Regions from separate parts of the Homo sapiens genome. Here all the other regions are linked to region 2. Evidence: chromatin loops called from intact Hi-C (ENCODE). Cell type or tissue: dorsolateral prefrontal cortex. All regions are shown on one strand. Region 1 has its middle 160 kb from the start of FRMD4B. Region 2 overlaps FRMD4B (FERM domain containing 4B). Region 3 has its middle 68 kb from the start of MITF.

Region 1 (8,000 bases), 220 kb before region 2:
TCCCGCTGGGTCAAAGAGACCTGGGATCAAATTGTAGCTACTGACTTGCTAGTTATAGGACCATGAGCAAGTCATTTCACCTGTCTGGGTTAATTTTCTCATGTGTAGAATGGAGTGAAAAAGGGTGATTACTTCACAGGGTCACTAATAAAATGAGACCACATGTGCAAAACACTTAATGAACATGAGCACGGGTTCTTGTTACAAATTAATGAACGTCTGCCCACTCACAAGCCTTTAGCTATAAAATATGCAAGCGGTATATATGCTCTTATCCCATATTTGAATAACCAGCAGGAAATCTTTGAAAGGCAGAAACACTCTGAAGAAAATGATAGTGCTGTAGGAATGATATGACCTCCTTTTAACCTTGGTTTTAAAATTGTACATAAAAGAAAAATAAAAATCAAAGATAACTAATTGGCTTGGGTGAATAAATTATGGCATATCAATATAATAGATGACTTGTATGTTTTGTGTTTGCATGTACATTTTTAAAAGTCTGGACTATGTATGTCAAAGATGCTTATTCAGAGTAGTGAACTTGCAAATAATTTTTCATTTCTACTTTATGTATTTCTTATATTGTCAAAAACTTCTCGGCTGGGTGCAGTGGCTCATGCCTGTAATCCCAGCACTTTAGGAGGACAAGGTGGGAGGATCACCTGAGATCAGGAGTTCGAGACCAGTCTGGCCAACATGGTGAAACCCTGTCTGTACTAAAAATGCAAAAATTAGCTGGGCAAGGTGGCACACCCCTGTAATCCCAGCTGCTGGGGAGGCTGAGGTGAGAGAATTGCTTGAACCTGGAAGGTAGAGGCTGCAGTGAGCTGAGATGGCGCCACTGCACTCCAGCCTGGGTGACAGAGTGAGACCCCATCTTAAAAAACAAAAAAAAAAAAACAACTTCTCCAATAAGCATATATCTATACTTAGTACAGATATATAAATAAATAAATATAAAAATAACTTTAAATTTAGAAAATAAAATATTTATGATACATGTTCTTATTAATTCAATAGCTGAATCTCATGTCACACTCCTTCATACTGTATAAGACTGAGGGCTTGAAATGGGGGTCTGGGGAATTTCTAACACCCTCTTGCATCAAAACTATTTTATTATATATACAGCAGTGTGTGGGCCCTGATTTTTCACCTGGAAATTATATATTTCAAGACAGAATTGTTTCCTCTTCATCCTCCTTGCTGTCACTTTGTCCATGTATATTTGTCTCATCACAACAACTAAATTATGAGCTTCTGAATGACAAACCTCATTTCCTTTATCTTGTTTGTTGCAGTTTTTTGTGTGTTTGTTTGTTTGTTTTGGCATAGTACCTATCCTAGAGTTAGGTATTTACTAGTCACACAAAAAGTAAAGGATGTGTTGTTTTCCCTCTGGATGTGGTTCCTGCAGCCAAGTCTATAATACAGAATCCAAATACGTAGTCCATGAGTAGGTTTCAGGTAGTTCCTACGGACATCCTATGGACATTTCGGTGATTCCAATCCCTACTGTATAATGATTTCACCTACAAAGCTTTAAGAAAATCCTGATGCCCAAACTCCACCCCCAGAGATTCTAATATAATTGTTTCCAGTATTGAAAACAAACAAACAAATAAAGAAAAAACATCCCCAGAACTCTAATATGCAGCCAGGTTGATAATTCTATATTAGGATAAAATAAAGGAAAAAAAGTTTTTGCAGGTTCAATTGTGTTGTGGTTTTAATTTTGCTGTTTTCCATAAATATTCCATAAATATTTATTCTATAAATATTTATTCTATAAATATTTATTCTATAAATATTTATTTTTCAGAAGATGGAATTTGGAAAGAAATCAGCCTCTGTCCTTTAATAATAATAGCTAGTATTTATTAAGCATTTATCATGCATGAGGCACTATTCCAAATGCTTTCCACATATTAACTAATTTAATCCTTACAATACCCCTGTAAGTAATGCATTATTATTAACCCTGTTTAACAGAAAAAGAAAATGAAGCCTAGAAAGGCTGAGTATTTTGAAAAGCTGGGCTTCAAACCCACATAGAACAAACCTGGAGCCCCCATTTTTAAGCCAAAGCCCCTTTGCTCCAAGAAAATCCAGTAAATATCCCACATCTTCAAGGAAATTCTTCTGGACTACTCTCACCAATAAAGATAAACCTTTCTGACATCTCTTACATTGCATTTTCATGTAATAGTCTGTATCCAGTTTTTTCCCCAAACATAATAAATGCCACACACTTCTTAGATGCCCAGCCTTAAGCTGGGCATTTTACCTGCATTGTTCCATTTTGCCCTACACTCTGTAGTGTTTTCTAATGACTATGCTACATGTATTTATTTTCTCTCTGGAGAAATTGTGGCATTTGTGAGCACTGGGCAAACCATTATTCATTGCATCACTCCCCTACCTGGGGTCCTTATGCTCCAATACCTGTTGAATAGATTGTATTGTGCAACGGGTAGCGAGTTACCAGACCTGCATTTATAGATAGGCACTGCCACTTTCTAGTTTCATACTATCAGGCAGGTCAACTAACCTCTCAGAGCCTCAGGTTCCTCCTTAGTAAAACAGGGCTCCCTTAACTCAACTGACACTGAATAGCCATTGCTATGTGCCTGATGCTGAACAAGGCGAACATAGACCCTGGCCACAGGGGGCTTTCAGTCCACTCCCATTCTCCCAGGAGAACGCAATAAGATGATGCCAAGAGAAGTGCTTATTTAGCTCAAGTCTTGGGGACAGGGTGGGGAGGCCGGGCGTGTAATTACCACTCAATAAATGTTAGCTATTCATTCAATATATTCTATTTAATTAAAAGCAAACAATCCATTCAACATCAGAAGCAAATGTAATTAAACCTCATTCTGCACACATACAATATTCCGCAACATGCTATCTTGAACCTTTACTACTTCAGATCTTGCTTGCTACTTGCTCCCTCATGTCAGTAGCAGCTACACCAGGGCCTGTGAAATCAAGATGCCCCGTGCCCCCATTCTTTTTCTAGGCTGGTGACCTGTCAAAAAGGAAGGGAGGAAGGGGGAGAAAGACGGGTAGGGGAAGTTGGAGGAGAAGGAGGAAGAAAGGCCAAAACCACGGTCACAGAAACTGTGGAGTCTTTAAAATATTGATATTGGATAAATCAATTTAATTTTCAACAAAAATCCAAAGCTATGTGATTGTGTAGTTGTGAGACAATTATTTTTAAAAATGGATTTGCTTTTTAAAATAAATTAATTCATAGTGTGTAGAGAAAAATTAATTCACGGTGTATGGAGAAGTGAAGTCTGGTCACGGGACATACATTTAAGGCTGTTTGGGAAATATTTTCTCCCAGCCCTGTCGGATCACCTTTGGTTCTCTCCTTGTCAGCTCATTTGAAGAGAATATAAAAACTCTCAATAGGAAGTCGTTCATGAAGAATCCTCCTTTCCTCTCCTTCCTCTCCCATTTGCTGTGTTACACTCAGCACCAGATCAAGTTGGAATCTCTGCCCTGTCACTCATCAGCTATTTTGAGCTAACCTCTCTGAGCCTCCCGAGTTTCATGTAAAGAACGCATAATAAAACAAAAATTGTTCTTAGGGATAAATGCCTGATATGGGATAGACTCGCCTTTTTTTTTTTTTCTTTCTGTCTTCAAGTGCAATGGTTTCAGATTTGCAGGGATCTCAGGAGTCATTTCGCCAGCCCCTCTTGGGTGGCTGGGTGCATTCTGCGCCTCCCTCTGCCACCGGTGCCTCATACCCTTTATTCTAACAGCACTCAGGTCCTGGGATGCCTGAAGCCGGTGAGGCAGAATCAAGTTCCGCCCAGAGCTTGGAGGAGTCGGAGGGAGCGATGGAGAGGCGCGGGCTGGTGACCCCCTCTTTCCCCTCCTCCTGGCAGGCACCGCTCCGCGCCTCCTGGCACCGGCGCCCTTTCTCTGCCGGGGAAGGCTAGCCCAGCCCGCAGCCCCGTGCGGCGGGGGCCGAGGGCGCCCCCTCCCTTCCTCCCTCTCCCCCTCCCCTTCCTTCCCTCCCGATACAATGACTGGGCCGGAACAGCGCATCAGCCGAGCCTCATTGGCAGCGGCCGCCCCAGCCCCCGGAGAGGCGGCGGGCGGGGGCTGCTGGGGAGAGAGGGAGCCGAAAGCCCCGGCTGACAGCGAGAGGAGGCAGGCAGGACGGAAGGACGCGAGAAAGGCGGCCCGGGGCACAGCTGTAAGTGTGGAGCAAAGCGAGGACGCACGGCGAGCGGCGGTGGCGGGGGCGACCTGCAGACCCGGGCCGGGGGATGCGGCAGGCGCTGGCTGCCCAGAGAGCCCGGGAGTCGGGCTGCGTAGCTCACGTGCTGAGCTGGAGCTTGGACAGAGAGGAAGAGGAAGAAGAGGAAGGCAGCCGCCGCCGGGGAAGGCACAGCGCAGAGTGGACTTGCAGGACTGGCGCAGAGCCGGGTCCCCAGGTCCCGCGCGGTGCGCAGCCGAGACAATAAAGTAGCCGTCTACAGCCCCGGAGCGCCGCAGGGAGGAGGTGGCGGAGCAGGTAGGTGGGCGACCGCCCCGGGCTCCCCAAGCGTGCTGCCAGGGCGAGGCCGCAAGACGCGGCCACGGGCGCGCCCGGTGCGCCCCGGGCGCAGCGCGCACGTTTGGAGACCCCCAGCGGAGGTGCGGGTCCCAGGAGTTTGGGAGAGCGGAAAACCCCGCCCTGGGGCTCGAGGTCTAGTGCAGCCTCCGCTGGAGTCCCTGGGGCACTTGGCACGGCGCTTTGGTCGCTTTGGTGGTATGGAGACAGGAAGTTTGGCGGTTTCGAGGCGTTGGCGTTGGTGGGGTTTGCAAACGCGCCGCCGGGGACCGCGTGCTTCGGTTGCCGCGCGTTCGTGGGAGGTCGGGAGAAAAGCTGATGAAGCCCAGATCTGGCCCCCAGAGATACTTCTAAAAGGCAGCGAAAAGAGGGGGGGGAAATCCCTGGAGTTAGCAGAGGACACTAAGGGTTTCGTTTGGCTGCCCTTTTCAAATAGGTGTTTCAGATCCTAGCCGCTCCTATGTTGGAGAGGCAGTGTGCATGTGAATAGCTTCTTATTTTGTGGAGTATTTCACTTTTCATTTTCATCTGGGGAGGAAAAAATAAATATAATCTTTAGCTCCTACTTTGAGAAATGCCATTTCGTTTGGAATAGAGGACAAACTCTTCCCTTGCATTGGATGTCCTGTGCTTTGAAGGATACTGAACAGTGCCTGCTCTTGTTCACAAAAGGGGTGAGACGTGTATTAAATCTTCTCCCGCCTGAGAAAGCAGCCGCAGGAGGAGGTCTCTCTCTCTCTCTCGCTCTCCTTTGTGTGGCCGCTTCCTTCCAGATGTGAGAGGGTTGGGCTGGGCGCTCCTGGGTGGGGTAATAATTATCCTGAACATTCCTGCGATCTGTTAGGACTTGTAAACATACCAGAGCCAAGTCCTCTGAACTTCGCGAACTGATTTGGTGTGTTTGCTGGTACCCAGACGGCTGCGACTAGAGGCTGGGCCTTTCGGGAAGAAAGACCTTAGGGTGCTGATGGCAGCAGTCTTTCCGGGAAGCTGGTTGATCCTTGAAGATTAGGTAATGTCGCCCCAGAAATTTACTAGCCAACTCGAAAGATGTGTACAAGATTATAGCGCGATCCCCGACGTGCTGTTTCCCGTCCTAAAGGGAATGGATCTGTGGGGTTTCCAAATCAAATGTCTAGAGGGGAAGAAAAGCAGCTTCGCCTTACTTAACCTCATCAAGACGCACTTTCATATGTCATACACATGCTGTGAAGAGTGGTGGTTTAGAGAGCTTACTGTGTGCCAGGCATCCTGGTAGGCACTTTTGGGGCATCATCCATAATCCATGAAGTGGTAAACCTAGCCCTTGAGAGAGGTTAAGTAACTTACCGGAAGTCCCACCAGTAATCTGTGGTTTATGTAAGATCTAATTTCAGATGCCAGGCTCTTAACAAGACAGTGCCTCCGAAAGGGATGTGCTGCAGTGGTGGTGGTAATGAGTATGAAGAAAATAATAACAATAACAATAACTGCCGTGTGTGTGTGTGTGTGTGTGTGTGTGTGTGTATATATATATATATATATATATATTTTTTTTTTTTTTTTTTTTTTTTAGAGACAGAGTCTCACTCTGTCGCCCAGGCTAGAATGCAGTGGCCGATCTCGGCTCACTGCAACCTCTGCCTCCCGAGTTCAAGCGAGTCTCCTGCCTCAGCCTCCCGAGTAGCTGGGATTACAGGCGCATGCCACCACGCCTGGCTAATTTTTTGTATTTTTAATAGAGACGGGGCTTCACAGCGTTAGCCAGGCTGGTCGCCATCTCCTGGCCTTGTGATCCGCCCGCCTCGGCCTCCCAAAGTGCTGGGATTACAGGGGTGAGCCGCGGCACCCGGCCTATATATTTTTAATAAATTTAAAAAGATGATATTTAAGAGAGATTGACACTCAGTAAGCACTCTGTATATATTTTTGTCTCTAAATTAAGTGTCACAAGACAGGTGGTGGATGTATTGGTGTTTCTACAATTCTTCCTTTTTTTTTCCTTCGAACTCTGTCACCCAGAGTGGAGTGCAGTGGCGCGATCGCGGCTCACCGCAACCTCTGCCTCCCAGGCCCATGCGATTCTCTTCCCTCAACCTCCCTTGTAGCTGGGATTACAGGCATGTGCCACCAAGCCCGGCTAATTTTTGTATTTTTAGTAGAGACCGGGTTTCACCATGTTGGTCGGGCTGGTCTTGAATTCCTGACTTCAAACCATCCACCACTCGCCTCAGCCTCCCAAAGTGCTGGGATTACAGGCGTGAGCCACAGGGCCCGGCCAATTCTTCCTTTTTGTAATCTGAAAATGTTGTAATAAAAAGTAACACGCACACACACACACACACACTGTTTGAACACACCTTTTTTGAACAGTGCTTACATTTCCTAAAAGGTTGAGAAAAATTTAGGCAACTCCAAGGACTTACTGAATGGTAGAAGTTTAATCACTTCTTTGTGACATCTGCAAGTAATATTAATCAACCATTTTATTTGCTTAAATTCAGAAATGCAGGTGTAATGCATTTAAACAATATGGTGCTGGAACATGAAAAAATTACCTAAATACCGTATTTTGAGGTTTAGTTTTCATTATCCATGGGAAAGTTCTCAGAAGATTTTTCCCCTGCAAGTGATCATGGTGATCACGATCCTGTTTTCCTGTATTAAACTTCACTTTGTTTTGAAATTAATAAATTTCTATCTTAGTGGCAGAAAAGTGAATGGGCTTTTCAAACAGGCAGATGGTTGCATTTGAGCCTAATCTAGAAAAGTGTGGGAGGAGTTAACTTCACAGCCACTCCCAAGTGTCAAATCAGCTGAAGTTTTCTCAGTAATGTTTATTGTCGCTGGCCTCTAGTTTCAGCAAGCCTGAGAATCCTAGTTCTCCGTTTGATTCCACAGATTTAATCAAGACTCTGCATGCTTTGAGCAGACAAAAAGAAAGTTTTGGCTAACTTACAATACAAATAGGGTACATGGAAAACAGTTAAAAACACCCTGCCTTATCCAGCCTGCAGTAATTTTCTAGCAGGAAATCTTCATAGTTATCTTACACACATAAGTGAAGGTTTGAGGCTTATACTGCAAGTGATCTCTCGCTCTATCTCTCCCTTTAAATCTGCCCCAGAGATCTGATCTTATCATGAATGCACTATTTTTATATGTTCGGGAGTGCTGAGGCTCACTGAAATGACTGTCATCAGCCTATAGATAAGTAATGTACTCAGCTCATCAGCAGGTCTTACATGTATCTTCCTTTACTTACATATCTCTCCCTTTTTCAATGTAGTTGTTATTTGTTTTAGATGGAAGACTTTTGGAGGATAATTCATTTATTTCTAAGTCAGTAAGATTTTTTTTTCTCCTCTTCTGCCAAATATGTGCCGTGGGCAGTCAGAGAGAAGTGGTAAGATAACAATTTTCTGTTGCTAGATGCTTGATA
Region 2 (8,000 bases):
ATGCAGATTCAATAACCACAAGAGCAAAGGTCATAGTAAATGTAGTAAAACAATTGGAAAGTGAAGAGTTTTATTACCTTTGCTTTTAATGCGATTTATTTCATTGTAAGTTCATATTAGTTGTACCTAACAACCAGCTTGAAAATGGGACAGTGGGCTTTCGTGAGTGGCCAAGAGCCAGCTCTCCACCACCATTCTGTCTCTCAAAAGATCTTTCCTCCCAGTTATGTTCCCTGGTGCTTGCCAATAAATCTTTTTTTTCTTAACTCCTTTTTCATATTTCTATGTTCTCCTGACCTGTGGCTTCCAGTTTTGTTGTTTTGTTTTAATCGTTGAATCCCACATTGGCTTCAAAAAGAGTCTGAATCCCATTTAAAAACACAGCCTGCATTAGGTGACAAGGAAGCTTCATGACTAAATAATATAAGCCTGTAAGTTGAGAGGAAATATTTCTTCTGTGACAGTGAAACAAGTCCTGGATGTTAAGATTAAGAATTTTTCTATATGTCCCAAATGAGTTTGACTTTTCTGTTTTTACAATTTGGTGATGCTTTTCTAAAACCCTTACCCAAATATGATGTTTCTACCAACAAATCAGAGATAGGCTAGGACTCTGGACCTAATACAATCCGTTTGTTTTAATTATAAACTCCCTAAGGAGGACTTATTTCAGCCTCTACCTATACATGAGTCACAAAAAATAAAGAGACTTGGAAAAGCATAAATCAGAGACATTCTAACAGGGTTGACGAAAAATTGAAACATGAAAACCCTGAGAGTAAGCATGTACTCCATAATTAATGTAAAGTTGATTCTGATTTTCTAATTAATTTTTGCTAATTCTTAGGTTCTCAGGACGATGTATGTGATTTGTTTGCTTTGTGAGTGGCTTCCATTGAGCCCAGGATTTCCAAATGTATTATACCGTGAATAGGCAATACCTAGAATATCTTTAAATTACAAGTACTGCAGTTTATTTTCAATATCTCTTCACACAAGTTACACTTGAGACTTTTAAGTCTTTGAAAGACGCAGTACTTTTTTACTCCTTCCTACAGGTTGTTTTTCACGGGAAAAGAGAAAACTGACAGTTGGCAAAGCAAAAAGTTTCCAAACCACAGGGTGTCTGCTGCTTGCATACTCACTGAAGCCAAAATTTCCATTTTCTACAAGGCAACTGGAGAACTTTCATTTCTGGTTAACCTGAACTGCAGATGAAAATGAAAATCCCCCCACCCCCAACCCACAGGCTGTGCTCTCAGCTTTTCTTAGTTCCATTTTTGTGACTTTTCCTGTTTACAGTATCTGTGCCCTCCCATTTTTTTGTTTTTTTATTTTTGACTCATTGATACTGTACCATGACGTCTAAAAATACAGCCTAACAACTGGTTTTAAGCAACGAGGCTGTTTCTTTCTGGAGAGGAACAGCAGAAATATCCTGCATGTTTTTCTGAAAATAAACATTTGACAGTCTCTTCTTGGTGCCTAACATGAGTTTCTAATTGGAAAAGCACAGTCAGAATATAAAGAGAATCTTGCTTTTCACTGAAGTTTCTTCCATGTAGATATATACCCTGATTTTTCCCTCTCATGTTGTTTGTTGAGCACCTTTTTGAGCTTGGCCTAGCCCCTTATAAACTGTGGGACCTCAGACAAGTCATTCTCAACTTCGTGGAATCTCAGATTATGGAAACTATCTGCTTCACAGGTAGGTTTGAGAGCTCAATGGGGAAAATGTATGTAAAAGCAGATGGCATAGGCAAAGCCATGAACACATATTAACTTGCATTTTATGGAGATGAGAACAAAGGAATGATCTGGTCACAATCAGATAAGGTGTTAGAGTTTACCACCTTCCTTCCCCAGATTTGGACATATGGACAGCTAAAAATGGTGGTTGTAAGTTAGTCTGTTGATTATCACTAGAAAAAATCAGATTGAATGAATCCCCAGCTATTAGGTTTTTGGGTCTCTCCAGGGTTTAACTGGCGGGTTGATTGTCAACTTAAACATGACAGCTTAGTGTCTTAATAATGTAGAAGAGGCTGGGCATGGTGGCTTATGCCTATAATCCCAGCACTATGGGAGGCCGAGGCGGGAGGATCACTTGAGCCCAGGAGTTCAAGACTAGCCTAGGCAACATAGTGAGACCTTATCTCTACAAAAAAAAAAAAAAAAAATTGATTAGCCAGGCATGATGGTGTGCACCTGTAGTTCCATTTACTTGGGAGGCTGTGGTGGGAGGATTGCGTGAGCCCAGGAGGCTGAAGCTACAGTGAGCTATGGTCCACTCCAGCCTGGGTGATAGAGAGAGAGACCTTGTCTCAAATAATAATAATCTAGGAAAACTTTTTTCTTGAGAGAAGTACGCACTTAAGCAAATTAAAATAACCATTTCTGGAGAACAGGATAGTACTCAATAGCTTAGACATTATTTCCACTAATAATAGTACTCACGGCACTAGGGTAAGGATAAACTGGTAATACATGTCAAGCACTTAGCACAGACTCTAACACCTAACCTATACTCAATAAATGGTGTATTACTGATGATACAATTATCATCTGTGCTTTAAGGTAGAGTTTATAATCAGTTCAACCTGCCTTAATACAAGAGGCAAACCCAAATGAGACTGATTTTTTATCCTTTCCATTTCATAGGGGCAGAAACTGAGATTTAGAGAGATACCATGATATTCTCTTAGGTAAATAGCAGGGCTGGGACACAAACTCAAACCTCGTGACTCTAAATCCTGTGTGCTTCTCATTGACACTAGGCTGGTGTCTCCTGATGGCCTTCAGCTCCAGGCTTAATAAGTTGCTTTGCTTCTTTATTTTTCTTTCTTCCTTTAAAACCTGGCTTTTCTTTTCACCAGACTTATCAGATCAGGCTAGAATCTGATAAGGGATTGTCATTTATGAGAATGCCCTCCCCAGGGAATGTCTGCCCGAAGCTGGCTGGAATTGCCTGCCAGGTTGGCATTAGAGCTGCAGCAATGGCCGTCCATTGACTGGCCAGCCTTTCTTGTTTACTTTCTCCCAACCTCTGTAAGGCAGAAAGGAGCATGCAGTTAAATGTTTAGAAAACACCATCAGCCCTCCAGTCTCTACTGGGAGCCACTTGACCAAGAGCAGTGGTCCAATATAAGTTCTCTCCATCAATTAATTTCTTTTCTTTCTTTCTTTCTTTCTTTCTTTCTTTCTTTCTTTCTTTTTTTTTTTTTAGACAGTATCTCACTGTTGCCCAGGCTGGAGTACAGTGGCACAGTTATGGCTCACTGCAACTCGAAACACCTGGGCTCAAGTGATCTTCCTGCCTCAGCCTCTCAAGTACATAGGACTACAGGTACACGCCTGGCTAATTTTTTGTAGAGACAGGGTCTTACCCTGTTGCTCAGGCTGATCTCAGACTCCTGGGCTCAAGCAATCCCCCCCCGCCTCAGCCTTCCAAAACATTAGGGTTACAGGAGGGAACCACCACATCCGGCCTTCTCCATCAATTTCCTCATTTCTCGTGCTTCCTGGGTAAAGAGAAGTGAGTTTTGCACATGCTTAGAACTCAATTCCATTGCCAGTTTATCTACTTCAGAGCCCTTATTATCTGAAAATATCATATTTGTTTAATTGTTACTAGTTTCTTTTTTTCTCCTCACCTCTAAAGCAGTTGTTCTCAAAAGAGGTGATTTTGCGTCCCAGGGGACATTTGGCAAGGTCTGGAGACATATGGGGGAGGATCTACTGACATCTAGTGGGTAGAGGTCAGGGATGCTGTTTAGCACCCTATAGTGCCCAGGACTATGCTCCGCAATAATGAGTTATCTGGCTGCAAATACCAATGAAGTTGAGAACTGTAGGACAAGCTCCAGAGATAATGCCCTTTCAGTCTTATTGGCTGGTATATAATAGTGCCAAGAACAGTGCTTGCACTTAGAGAGTGCTCAGCACATATTGGTTAAGTGAATGAATGAACACATAATCCAGAGCTTTTCCACACTGAATTAATTACATGTGTGCTAGGCTACATCTTAAGCCCAGAGTAATATGGAGTCAGGTCCAGGAGGCCACATAACTGACAAATATCATCCTGTACCCTGAGTGTTCACATATGCATGACACAGCCATGGAAGCATCCCAACAGGTGGAGATTAATTCCATCCTGACTGCCCAAGGAAGATCAATAGCAAACATAGACACCATTTTTAGCAGCTGCCCATATTTCATCAGTGTGGGGCCAGGAAGTAGCCAAGGGATGGTGATTGTAAAACCTTTCTCTTCTTCTGGCCTTGCTTCGAGACAGTGGCCTGAACCAGCCAACTCTGGTTTGGTGAGTCTGGATCAAGCTTTTCAGAGCAGTGTTAGGCTTCGCAATCAAGGTGATACATTAAGTGCCTAAACTACATGTGATTTAATATATAGGATGTATGAGATAGGAAATACTTTGTACTGAAGTAATATAGCCCTTAAGAGCATGGATTCTGGAGTCAGAACACCTAGGTTTACATCCTACTCTGCCTCTTCCTGGCCCTATGACCTTGTAAGGTGGGTCAGCCATGTACCTTTTCTGAGCCTCAATTTTCTCATCCATAAAATGAAGCTAGTAATGGAATCCACCTTACAGAGTTCTTATGAAAATTCATTTAAAACGCATATATATATATATATATATATATATATATATATATATATATATACACAGAGAGAGAGAGAGAGAGTTGGGTTTTTGTTTTGTTTTTTTGAGACAGAGTCTCGCTGTGTCGCCCAGGCTGGAGTGCAGTGGTGCGACCTCAGCTCACTGCAACCTCCACCCACTGGGTTCAAGCAATTCTGCCTCAGCCTCCCAAGTAGCTGGGATTACAGCATGCGCTACCATGCCGAGCTAATTTTTTTGTATTTTTAGTAGAGAGGGGGTTTCACCATATTGGCCAGGCTGGTCTCAAATTCCTGACCTCAGGTGATCTGCCCACCTCAGCCTCCCAAAGTGCTGGGATTACAGGCATGAGCCACCACGCCCGGCCATAAAAGGCCCTTTGTATATAAATGAAAGGATTTGGGATAGTTATCAGGCACACAGTCAGCAGCTGTTATCTTTGTTAGCATTTCTCTTAAGGCATGTTACTCAATTACTCAATTTCAGCTTTGGCAAACTGAATTCTCCTCTTCTTTGTCATTCCTCCCCTCTTCCCTCATTTCATTTTCCTTTCCTCCTTTGCTTCTTTTACACTGCCTGCTTTTCTCCCTCCCTCATTGTCTTTTTCCTTCTCCACTTCCAGTGAACCTGCAAGAGATGTACAGGAGTCCTACTTTGGTACGACTGATGGAACCTGAGATTCTACCCAACTTTATCACTGTATGACCAGGCACCACTTAACCTCTGTGCACTTCAGTTTGGTCATCTATGAAATCTAAACAGAAATCTCATGCCCATAACCCCATCACTTCAAGAGGCCAACGTGGGAAAAAATTGCTTGAGTCCAGGAGTTCGAGACCAGCCTGGGCGATACAGCAAGACCCCATCTCTACAAAAAAATAGAAAAAGTTAGCCAGGTGTGGTGGCACATGCCTGTGGTCCCAGCTATTCAGGAGGCTGAGGTGGGAGGACTGCTTGAGCCCAGCAGGTCGAGGCTGCAGTGAGTCATGTTCATGCCACTGTACTCCAGCCTGGGCAACAGAGCAAGACCCTGTCTCAAAAAAAAAAAAAAAAAAAAGAGAGAGAGAAAAATCTAAACAATGACTCTCCCTGGTAGGGTTGTTAGCAACATGAAAGAAGTCACTACACATGTGAAGCACTCCATACTCGTGTGACATGTAGTAAGTGTTTGCTAGAAGCTAGGAGAATCATTTATTGACACTTAAAAAAGAAGTCTCCAGTGATTGCACATTGGGAGGGTAGGCACTGTCTTGAAAGAACTTGAGGGAAAATCACAGCTGACTCCATTTGGAGACATCTGTGTCAGTCTAGGCCATTCTCTGAACGGGAGTGTCAATAGCTCATATTCAGTCAACACCCAGAGATGATATAAAGGGGCCCTGTTCAGCTAGGGTTGACATCATTAGGGTGAAATATAAAACTCCATCCACTCAATAGATCCCAAAGTAAGAACGTCCTAGATACATCCTTCTCCCGCTCTCCAGTTCCTCCAGAATATCTCATCTGATGAGGAGTTTAATAACACACCTTGTTCTCTGGGTGGAAAGAGTGTTTTTTATGTGTGAGTTTTTCTGGGCCAGGGCTTGGGAGTTGCCTGGAAAATCCTCGCTTTGGATTGTGCTCTGTCTGTTTAAATCATTTGTGAGCCAGACGCAATGGCTCACAGCTGTAATCCCAGCACTTTGGGAAGCCAAGGCAGGAGGACTACTTGAGCCTGGGGGTTGAAGACAAGCCTGGGCAACATAGTGAGATCTCCATCTGTACAAAAAATTAGCCAGGTGTGGTGGCACTTGCCTATAGTCCCAGCTATTCGGGAGGCTGACGTGGAAGAATCACTCAAGTTGGGGAAGTCAAGACTGCAGTGAGTCATGGTTGTGCCACTGTACTCCAGCCTGGGTGACAGAGTGAGACCCTGTGTAGAAAAAAAAAAAATCATTTGTGAATGTATTTCAGTGTTAGCTGTGTCTGGGTTCTGAACAGTTAAGACATTTCTTAACTCAGCAGATATTTATATACCACGGTCTCACCGTGTGCCAGGCACTGTTCTAGGCCCTGCGGAGACAGTGGTGAACAAAGCAATAAAGCTCTTAGACAGTTTTGGACCACTGTAGGGCTCAATTGGAATTATGGAACCTGCCTAGATAGCTGGGTTTTCACCCTTCCAGATGGCAGATTTCACTCTAGAAGGTGACCGCACAGAAAATCCTGAGGAGGCATTTTTATGAAGCAGGCCCTTTCTCACTAGGCTTTCGAAAAGGTCAAAAGGAATAAGGGAGAGAGAGAGAAGAAAAATTTTTAAAAAGGCTTGCTGCTTCCTTACCAATTTCATATGTTTCTGTTCCAAAGAACAACTAAAGCAAAGCCGAAGTAGGCTACGATTTTGGTCTTTTTTTGTAGCTATTTCCTGTTGCCTTGTAAGACGACCCCGTTGTTATGAGTGGTTCCATACTGCCCTGTCTTGAATTGCCTTTTGGTTTCTTACCAACCCACTCTCCTCTCTCATCTCCTAAACCAGGCAGTGGGATTGGGGGCCAGGGTGGGGGAGTGTGTTCTCATAAAGACTTGAACCCCACTATGGGCTGCCGCATCAGGGCCCTCTTTGAAACCAGAGGTCTGGCTTATAGCCAATTCTTACTTCCCTTCTGATCTTCCTCATTTAACCACTGACCAGATGGACAAAGTCTTTCCACCAGTAATCAGCACTTGCACTCTGAGGACTGACTCTTACCAGCTGGGGAGCAAACAGGCCAGCTGGAGACCGAGGTGGGAGTTTTAATCCAACACATGTAATTTTTGCCTTCGAATTCCTGGGGTTCCATGAGGGGAGAAGGTAGCGGGAAGGGGATCAAGTCAGAGTAGATGTGAAGAGAAGCTTTCCAAAGAGATCGTTTTTTAAATATGTTTTTTATTTCATCTGAAGCATTGCTGCTATTAGCTGCCACTAGGTAGGGGTCAATTCTGAAACTATTCTGATGGTCTCTGGGGGTTCAGAAATGATCCTATATTTGTAAATATAATCATTGTGCTCCACATACAGCTCTTTTCAAATATAACTCCTGTTTTTTTGTTTTTTGGTTTTTGCTTTTAGAGACAGGGTCTTGCTGTATTGCCCAGGCTGGTCTTGAACTGCTGCTGGGCTCCAGCGATCCTCCTGCCTCAGCTTCCCGAGTAGCTGGGACTACAGGCACACACCACAATGCCCGGCTAATTTCTTAATTTTTTGTAGAGATGGTTTCTCACTATGTCGCCCAGGTGGGTCTCAAACTCCTGGGCTCAAACAATGCTCCTGCCTCAGCCTCCCAAGGTGTTGAGATTACAAGAGTGAGCCAACACACCTGGCCCAGGTCAGGTT
Region 3 (8,000 bases), 350 kb before region 2:
CTGTGTACTAATACCCTATACTAAATCTCCTCTATTAAAATACCTAGTGTGTTTTCTGTTTTCCTTCCTGATATATGATTTCACTCTGAGCCTAGCTCTATCCAAAAAGTAGAAGCACAGCTATTCTTTCTGTTAATGAAGGCAGGAGAAGGTATTGGGTTTGGCTTTGCTATTTAAGAGGGCAACTTCAAAAGACAGAATTGGTAGAAAATGGCAACACTTGTCTGGGGACAAAGCAGCAACCAAGACAAAGTCCCTGCCCCAGTAAAGCTCATTATATAGTGGGAGGACCCAGAAAATAATCAAAGACACAAATACGTCACATGGTTGGGCAGGGCGTATTAGTGTCCTGTGGCTGCTGTAATGAATGACCACAAACTGGGTGGATTACAGCAACAGAAATGTATTCTCTCACAGTTCTGCAGGCAAGAAGTCTGAATTAAGGAGTCATCAGGGCCATGCACCCTCCTTCCTTGCCTTTTCCAGCTTCTGGTGGCTCCAGCTGTTTCTTGGTTTCTGGCCACATAACGCCAATCTCTGCTTCACCTTCACATTGCTTTCTCCTCTTCTCTCTGTGTCTCTGGTAAGGATACTTGTCATGGGACTAAGGGTCCATCTCATTAATCCAAGATGATTTAATTTTGAGATCCTTAGCTTAATCTGCAAAAACTTTTTTTTTCCCAAAAGAAGATTACATCTACAAGTTCCAGGGATTAAGATGCAGACATATCTTTTGGGGGACCACATTCAACCTGCTATCCACAGTAGGGAAGTAGAGTGGTGGGGGCCGGCGTAAGGTGAGCAGTTTTATATAAGGCGGTCAGGTGAAGACTCCGTGAGCACAAGGAACAGCCATGGGGATATGGGAGGAGATTTTCAGACAGAGGGAGGAGCAAGCGCTGAGGGCCTGGTCTTCTTCCACTCTCCTGCTCTCCCACTGCATCTTAAATTCAACATCTGTTTCTGCCTCATGGCTTTTTGCACTTTCCTTTTGCTGTTTCCTCTGCGTGGAACTCTTTTGCATGCGTCTTACAAAAGTGGTCCCTTCTTAGCACCCAGATCACTGTTTAAAGGTGGTGCAGGCCTATAATCCCAGCTCCTTGGGAGGCTAAGGCAGGAGCATCACTTGAGGTCAGGAGTTCAAGGCTAGCCTGAGCAACATAATGAGATCCTGTCTCAAAAAACAAACAAACAAACAAAAAAACAGGAAAAGAAAAGATCTCCTCCTTCAGGAATCCATCTGTGGCCACTCTTTACGAAATATGCCCACCCCAATGTAGCAGAAACCTATCATGCCCTGCTTCCCACCCCCTAAGCCCACGTCTGACTTCAGCCGAAGCTGAAGTGGACCTTTTGTGCCCTCAACCTTGCTTTGTGCTTGCAGCATCCTGCCCCAAGCTTGCACCTCCTCCTCCTTCTTTCTGTGTCAGTGCTGTCTCCCTGACTGTGTGTGGACCTCTCATCCTGCTAGGAGTTAATGGCCCTGGGGTCTGGATGGGTTGATAAATGCCCCATGTTTCTCGAGGGGACAATCTGGCAAGTATTTGACATATTCCTTTCTCCTCTCTCAAGATTGTGAGTGCTGTGAGGGCAGGAACTCTCTTACTTCACATATCTAGTTGCCATCTGTTGAGTATTCCCACGTGCTTGGTTATTTCAGTGACTCTTTTAATAATGTGGAATTTAAAATCCACATTTCATAGATGAAGAATTGGAGTCTTCTCCAAAACCATATCTCAAGATCATCCCTAGTAAATGAAACTTAAAATCAGGTGTTTTGGATTTCCAAGTCAATGCCTTTTTCACTCCTTAATACTTGCTTTCCCTGAGTAATGAAACAGAATTTTCAACATTAGCCATCAAATAAAACTTGATAAATTTAGTAGGGGCTGGATTTCTCTTATGAAACCATTTTTCCTAAATAGAGAATGAGGGCCAGGCATGGTGGCTCATGACTGTAATCCCAGCACTTTGGGAGGCCAAGGCGGGCAGATCGCTTTTGAGCTCATGAGTTCAAGGCTATCCTGGGCAACATGGTGAAACCCTGTCTCTACAAAAAACACAAAAATTAGCTGGGTGTAGTGGTTCACACCTGTAGTCCCAGCTACTTGGGGGGCTGAGGCAGGAGGATTGCTTGAGCCCAGGAGGTGGAGGGTGCAGTGAGCTGAGATTGTGCCACTGCACTCTAGCCCGGGCAACAGAATGAGACCTTGTGTTAAAAAATAAAATAAATAAATAATAAAAAATAAAAAAATAGTGAATGGGAATGAATGTTTATCAAGCATCTACCTTAACATTATCTAATTTCCTCACTAAGTACATAATAGAAGATGTACTCTCTAAACCCTTATATTTACCTGAAAGCCTTTGATTTCACACAGAAGCATTTTCTTCTGCTTTTGATAATCGAAGATTGTTGGTAAAAATCTGAACTCATCGAAGGTCACACAGCTCAGTTCCCTTCAGGAAAATCAGGCCCAGTGAGGATAATACCAATAACATCATCAGACCAATTGAAGGAATTACACTGCAGTGGGTCACAAGGGTGCTGCTAGTCATTAAGTGATTCCCAATAAGTTCATTCACAGCAAGTCCAAATTACACTTACTGTGGCTCTTAAGTTTAGTAATAGTTTTGACCTCTGCTCTGATACCCTCATCTAAACTAATATTTACAGGTATCAGGCACACTGCCTGTGATTTTTTACCCACTTTAAATTATCCTCACAACAACCCCTGTGAATTCTATGCCATTAGTATCATCATTTAATAGCAGAATCACAGAAAGTCTGAACTTTTTGGGAGCATGGAGAGAAGTTATAGGCCACTTTAGAAATCTGATGAAAGCTTAGGGATGCCTTAGGAACAAAAATGTGTATAACCACATGATACAAACTCATACACAACCCATATACTTTCAAGGGGGTGTTCATGAACTTCCTAAGTCCACACATGAGGTTATATATGAACTTGAAGTTAAATCTTGAGTACAAAACTCAGGGTCACCACCATCAGTAGCTTGCATGGGGTCACCTAACTGATAAGGAGCTAGGTATGTTGGAACTCACATCTGTTTAAGTAGACTCCATCGAACACCCTATGGCATCCCAAGCGGTGACAGTCAATTGAAACCCACACACACTTAAATTAAAATAGAAAGCAAGCTCTTGTAAAGACTGCAGGATGCTAACTTTAAGGAAGATCATCACAGCTGTTAGTAAAACCCCATTAACCCTGGGGAAAGTGCATTTGCTTTCCAACTCAGGGAAGATCTGAAATCGGGAAAAGTCCAGTCCAGAATATTCACGCCAACCCGTTTGGCTGGGGCTTATCCCATAGAAGGGCAGCCAGCATGGCCATCAGGTACAATTCCCGGCTTTGCCTCCCCATCTGTGGACCCATCATCACAGGAACAGTCAACTCCCTTTGCTGTTGTGCTGTGACCCATCATCACAGGAACAGTCAGCTCCCTTCACAGTTCTCTGTGGCCTGAACACCAGCCAAGTCCTGTGCTGCTGCCGACCATGTCTGCAGTAGATGCAGACTAGGACACACTAAAGGCTATGGTCAGCATCAGGCTCTGGGTTAGTGCTGAGCAAAGGCAAGTCTCATATTTTAGACTTGTCAGTTCTTATTAGCTCCACATGGAGTGAAGGGAGAGTGCTGTGATGGGCACTTGACCAAGCAAATTAAGCTAATTTAGCCCTAATCTAGTAAACTGCAGAGAGGGTAGAGCTCCAGGCTCTTTAATTTGCTGCTTTATTCCCATGCAGACGATTAAACGATAACGATGATCTTTTTTAATGAGGATTTTTTAAAAATCTGGAATTGGAATTTTTTCAGCACAATAGAGAAACCGTTCATTCAGTTGTTCTAATACCTTGAAATTTTACTTATAATACATTAATTTTCAAACATAATTTGAATCTGAATCCCAGATTTTACATGAATTTGAATAACAGAGGAATTTGGAACACCTAAATTATATTTTTGACAAGAAATGAGTCCAGGGTTGCATTTTGGGAATATACCAGCAGATGGCAATGTCTGACAAAGAGTTTTGCTAGTTTCTACCTTCCTTCCCCTCATCCATCTTCCCAAAAGTTGTTTTCAAAAGCCATAGCAAATATATGCAAAAATATAGGCACTCTTCACTTCTTATAAGTGCACACTGCAGCTGACACTAATTGTTTCAGTCCTTTGGAAAAGCAAAATTAAATGATTATTTTGAATTGCTTTTCTAAAAATCCCAGTGGGTTTATTTCAATAAATCAATCATAATTATAGATTAAGGTAATAGAAATGAATTTGCATCACTAAAAATCATTAAAAAAAATGACCGGGTGTGGTGGCTCACACTTGTAATCTAAGCACTTCGGTAGGCCAAAGCAGGCAGATTGCTTAAGGCCAATAGTTCGAGACCAGTGGGCACCATAGGGAGACCCTATCTCTTAAAAAAAAAAAATTATGGATGGAACGGTGGTGATTCATCACTTCTTTTTGCCTCATGAATTTCCAATATCATTAGATTTTGCTTTTATTCATGTGTGCCAGGCACTAAATTACAATCTATTTGCCTGGTATCTTCCTTTCCTGATAACCGAGTACTGATCAACGAAAAAAATATTCAAGTGGTTAGAAGAAGAAATTTAGAGTTTACCAGTTCTGGCTAGAACCCCAGTTTTACTTATCCTGAATATAAAACTATTCCTACTTATTTTTCATACCACCTTCTGTTTATATGTCTGTCTATTTTAAATTATGTCTCATGAACTGTGCTTTTATACATAATATATACATATATTTACATATATATTACAAAATAACACTATTTTATTTAACAAATATCTCAGGTCCTGTGCTAGGAATTGAGGATCCAGTGGAAAGGAAGCCAAGTCCTTGCCTCTATGAAGCTTGCATTCTGGCAAGGACAGGCACACAAGAAACATATATACAAATAGTACAAGTTTCAGAAGTGATCATTGTTATAAAGAAAATAAAGAAGGGTAATGAATTGCACAGGCAAATGGAGGTGGTCTGGCTGAGCCTTTTAGAGTTGTTGACTTCTGAGGTGAATCCTGAATGATAATGCGAAAGAGAAATGGCCAGATGTGGTGTAATCCCAGCACTTTGGGAGGTGAAGGCAGGCAGATTGCTTGAGCCTAGGAGTTCGAGACCAGCCTGGGCAACAGGGCAAAACCCAGACTCTACCAAAAATTAGCTGGACATGGTGGCGCATGCCTGTGGTCCCAGCTACTTGGGAGGATCACTTGACCCAGGGAGGTCAAGGGTACAGTGAGCCATGATCTAGCAATTGCACTCCAGCCTGGACGACAGAGCAAGAACTTGTTTCAAAAAAAAAAAAAAAGAATGAGAAATTGGTGATATGATCTGGGAGAAGAACATTCTAGGCTGAGGAACAGCAAATGCAAAGGCACCAAGGCAGGAAGGAACTGGGGATAATTAGGCAAGTTAAGGGGTTCTCTGTGGCCCACCCTATTGAGTGGGTGACAGTGACAGGAGATGGGGTTAGAGAGAGGGGCAGAGGCCAGATCATGTAGGGCCTAGAGGCCAAAATTGAGGAATCTGAACCAACTACAAGTGCATGGGGAGACATTGAAGATTTAAAGCAGAGGACAGAGGAGTGACAGTGTTCAAATTACTCTTTTACAAGATTTCTTCATGGAGTATGATTATTCCCATTTTATAGTTAAAGAAACTGAGATTTACAATAATTAAACAATTTGCCAGAGATCACTCAGCTTGGAAGGGGTGAACTAACATAGGCCAAAAGCTTCATTCATGTGTGCAACAACCATTTAGTAAAAGCCTACTTTGAGATCCACACTAGTAGCTATGAAGAATACACAGAGATGTTATCCTTACCTTTTAGTTTTAAAATCTAGTCAAAGAGATACGATAGATTCAGAAAGAGGGCACGTTTAAAAAAAAACAAAACTAGAATGTATCTGTTGATACAAATGACTAAAGAAATAACTGGATTAACTGGAATGCAACCATTAGCTCTGCCAAAGAAAACAATGTCCCATTCAGGATTTTAGAAAATGTACAGTGACAGACACGCCTCACAGTGACTCCCAATGCTCCATACCTTATATAATTTCCTCTCCTTTAGCAAATCCAGGATGTGTGACTTGTTTCTAACCAATAAATATGGCAACAGTAATGAGATGTCAACTTTGTGATAATGTTTTATTACATAAGAATCTGTCCTAGTAAAATGGGGAGAGCTTGTCCTTTGAAGAAGGACACTGCCATAATTTTTACAGCTGAGTAATAATGAGTACTGCCAACAACCTTCACAGCTTGGAAGCCATTTCTTTCCCACTTGAGCCTCTGATGACACCTCAGCCCCAGCCAACCCCTCCATTGCTTAACTCCAAACCAGTTAAGCCATGCTCAGATTATGACACACAGAAACTGAGATAATAAAGCATGGTGGGTTTTTTTGTTTGTGGGCACTGGAGTGCCGTGGTGCAATCTCCACTCACTGCAACCTCCGCCCCCTGGGTTCAAGCAATTCTCCTACCTCAGCCTCCCAGGTAGCTGGGATTACAGGCATCTGCTACCACACCCAGCTAATTTTTGTATTTTTATTAGAGATGGGGGTTTCCATGTTGGCCAGGATGGTCTCAAACTCCTGACCTCATGATCAGCCCATCTCGGCCTCCCAAAGTGCTGGGATTACAGGCATGAACCACTGCCCCCAGACAAAGCATGTTGTTTTAAGTGGCTAAATTGGTAATTTGTTATACAGCATAGAAAACTAACGCATGTAACAATTTTCAGAAAACGCCTTGGGGCTCTTGCAGTTTCACCTCACCCTCATCTGTACCTCTTGCTACTTGACTATGAACCCATGTTGCACAATCCTCAGGTAGGAAGGCCCAGAGGCCACAAGACAAATAGAAAATTCATTATATTCTGAAGAAGAAACCATTGGGAAAGATATTCCAGAAACAATTATAGAAACAAGTGAACCAAAAACTTTTTTGCCTGAGTCTGAGATTACCAGGAATTTGAATAACATGAGCCCTCCATTAACAAAGCATTGTACTACTGAAATTGTTGTTCAAAGTATCAAGTAGTGTTCCCCAAAGTATATTGGGTAGAACACAAGTCCCTAGTGTGCTGAGAAAAGAAAAGATGGGACAACTTCATAATATGCCCTTTGCTGGAAGTTGTCAATGCAGACTTGCATGTTAAAGGCCTGCACAAAATATACCCCATTATAACCCGTTTAATCAAGAATTTCCGAAATGTAACCTGGAAGCCCCTCTTCGTTTTTCAGTTATTGCCTGTATTGACAGGCAGAACCAGTGTTCCTTAGAACATATCTTGGGAAATGCTAGTGAAAGGCACAGATGAGAAGTTAAGGTCACTGGAGTGAGAGGAGTTTCATAATCTTTAGTTAGAAAGTAAACATCTCCATGAACTGGTTAAAATAAATAATTTAAAATGTACTGAAATTATTCTTTATTACTTCATCAAACGGTTAAAGAATTGAACATTAGGTTACTCAGTGTTATGATAATAAGTTGGTTCCAAGTAAGGTAGATTCAACTCTACAGAGAATGACTTCTAGGATTATTTTTGAAACACTTACATAGGATTAACTTTGTGCCAAGCATTATTCTAGGTACTTTACAAACATTAAAACCTCTAAGGTGCATACTATTATTTGCCCCATCTTACAGATTTAAAAAAACAAAATAAAAATACAACAAACAACTGAGGTACATATGTAATTTTTCCATCGTTATGTAGCTGGAAAGTGGCAGAACTAGGATTTAAACCTGTGCAGTGCAGGCATAAAATCCAGTCCTACAACTCCTTTATGAGGCATCCCCTGCTGGGCTGCTGTCTACTACAGAATCATTAAGATGATGCTGTATCAGTAGAAGTGCCAACTTCCAGTAAATGAGAAAAACTAAAGTAAAAAAAAATCAGAATGAAACCTTGTACTATTCTATATTTATT

Evidence for each region. Peaks named below come from ENCODE experiments on the same cell type or tissue, not always from the same donor. Only the 100,000 strongest peaks of a DNase experiment are listed, where the experiment ranks them.
Region 1: a loop joins it to region 2, with 2.8 times the contacts of the local background. A loop is called at or near these places in 4 of 110 quality-filtered maps.
Region 3: it touches region 2 in a loop (3-fold over the local background); 40 of 110 quality-filtered maps call a loop at or near these places.

The regions. Positions count from the first base shown.
Region 1 is chr3:69,538,746-69,546,745 of GRCh38, reverse strand. It overlaps a transcript of FRMD4B not described here. Among named protein-coding and RNA genes, the nearest start is that of FRMD4B, 160 kb to the right of the region's middle. In dorsolateral prefrontal cortex, no CTCF peak of the experiment used is centred here; DNase peaks (open chromatin) are centred at 4,035 and 4,777; H3K4me3 peaks cover 4,567 bases; H3K27ac peaks cover 3,257 bases; H3K27me3 peaks cover 3,117 bases.
Region 2 is chr3:69,320,300-69,328,299 of GRCh38, reverse strand. All of the region lies in intron 1 of FRMD4B (FERM domain containing 4B), which reads left to right. Among named protein-coding and RNA genes, the nearest start is that of FRMD4B, 62 kb to the left of the region's middle. RefSeq lists an enhancer at 7,343-7,392. In dorsolateral prefrontal cortex, CTCF peaks have their summits at 3,540 and 3,739 (motif pointing left); no DNase peak of the experiment used is centred here; H3K4me3 peaks cover 799 bases; H3K27ac peaks cover 8,000 bases.
Region 3 is chr3:69,667,323-69,675,322 of GRCh38, reverse strand. No RefSeq gene overlaps it. Among named protein-coding and RNA genes, the nearest start is that of MITF, 68 kb to the left of the region's middle. In dorsolateral prefrontal cortex, CTCF peaks have their summits at 3,836 and 4,036 (motif pointing right); no DNase peak of the experiment used is centred here.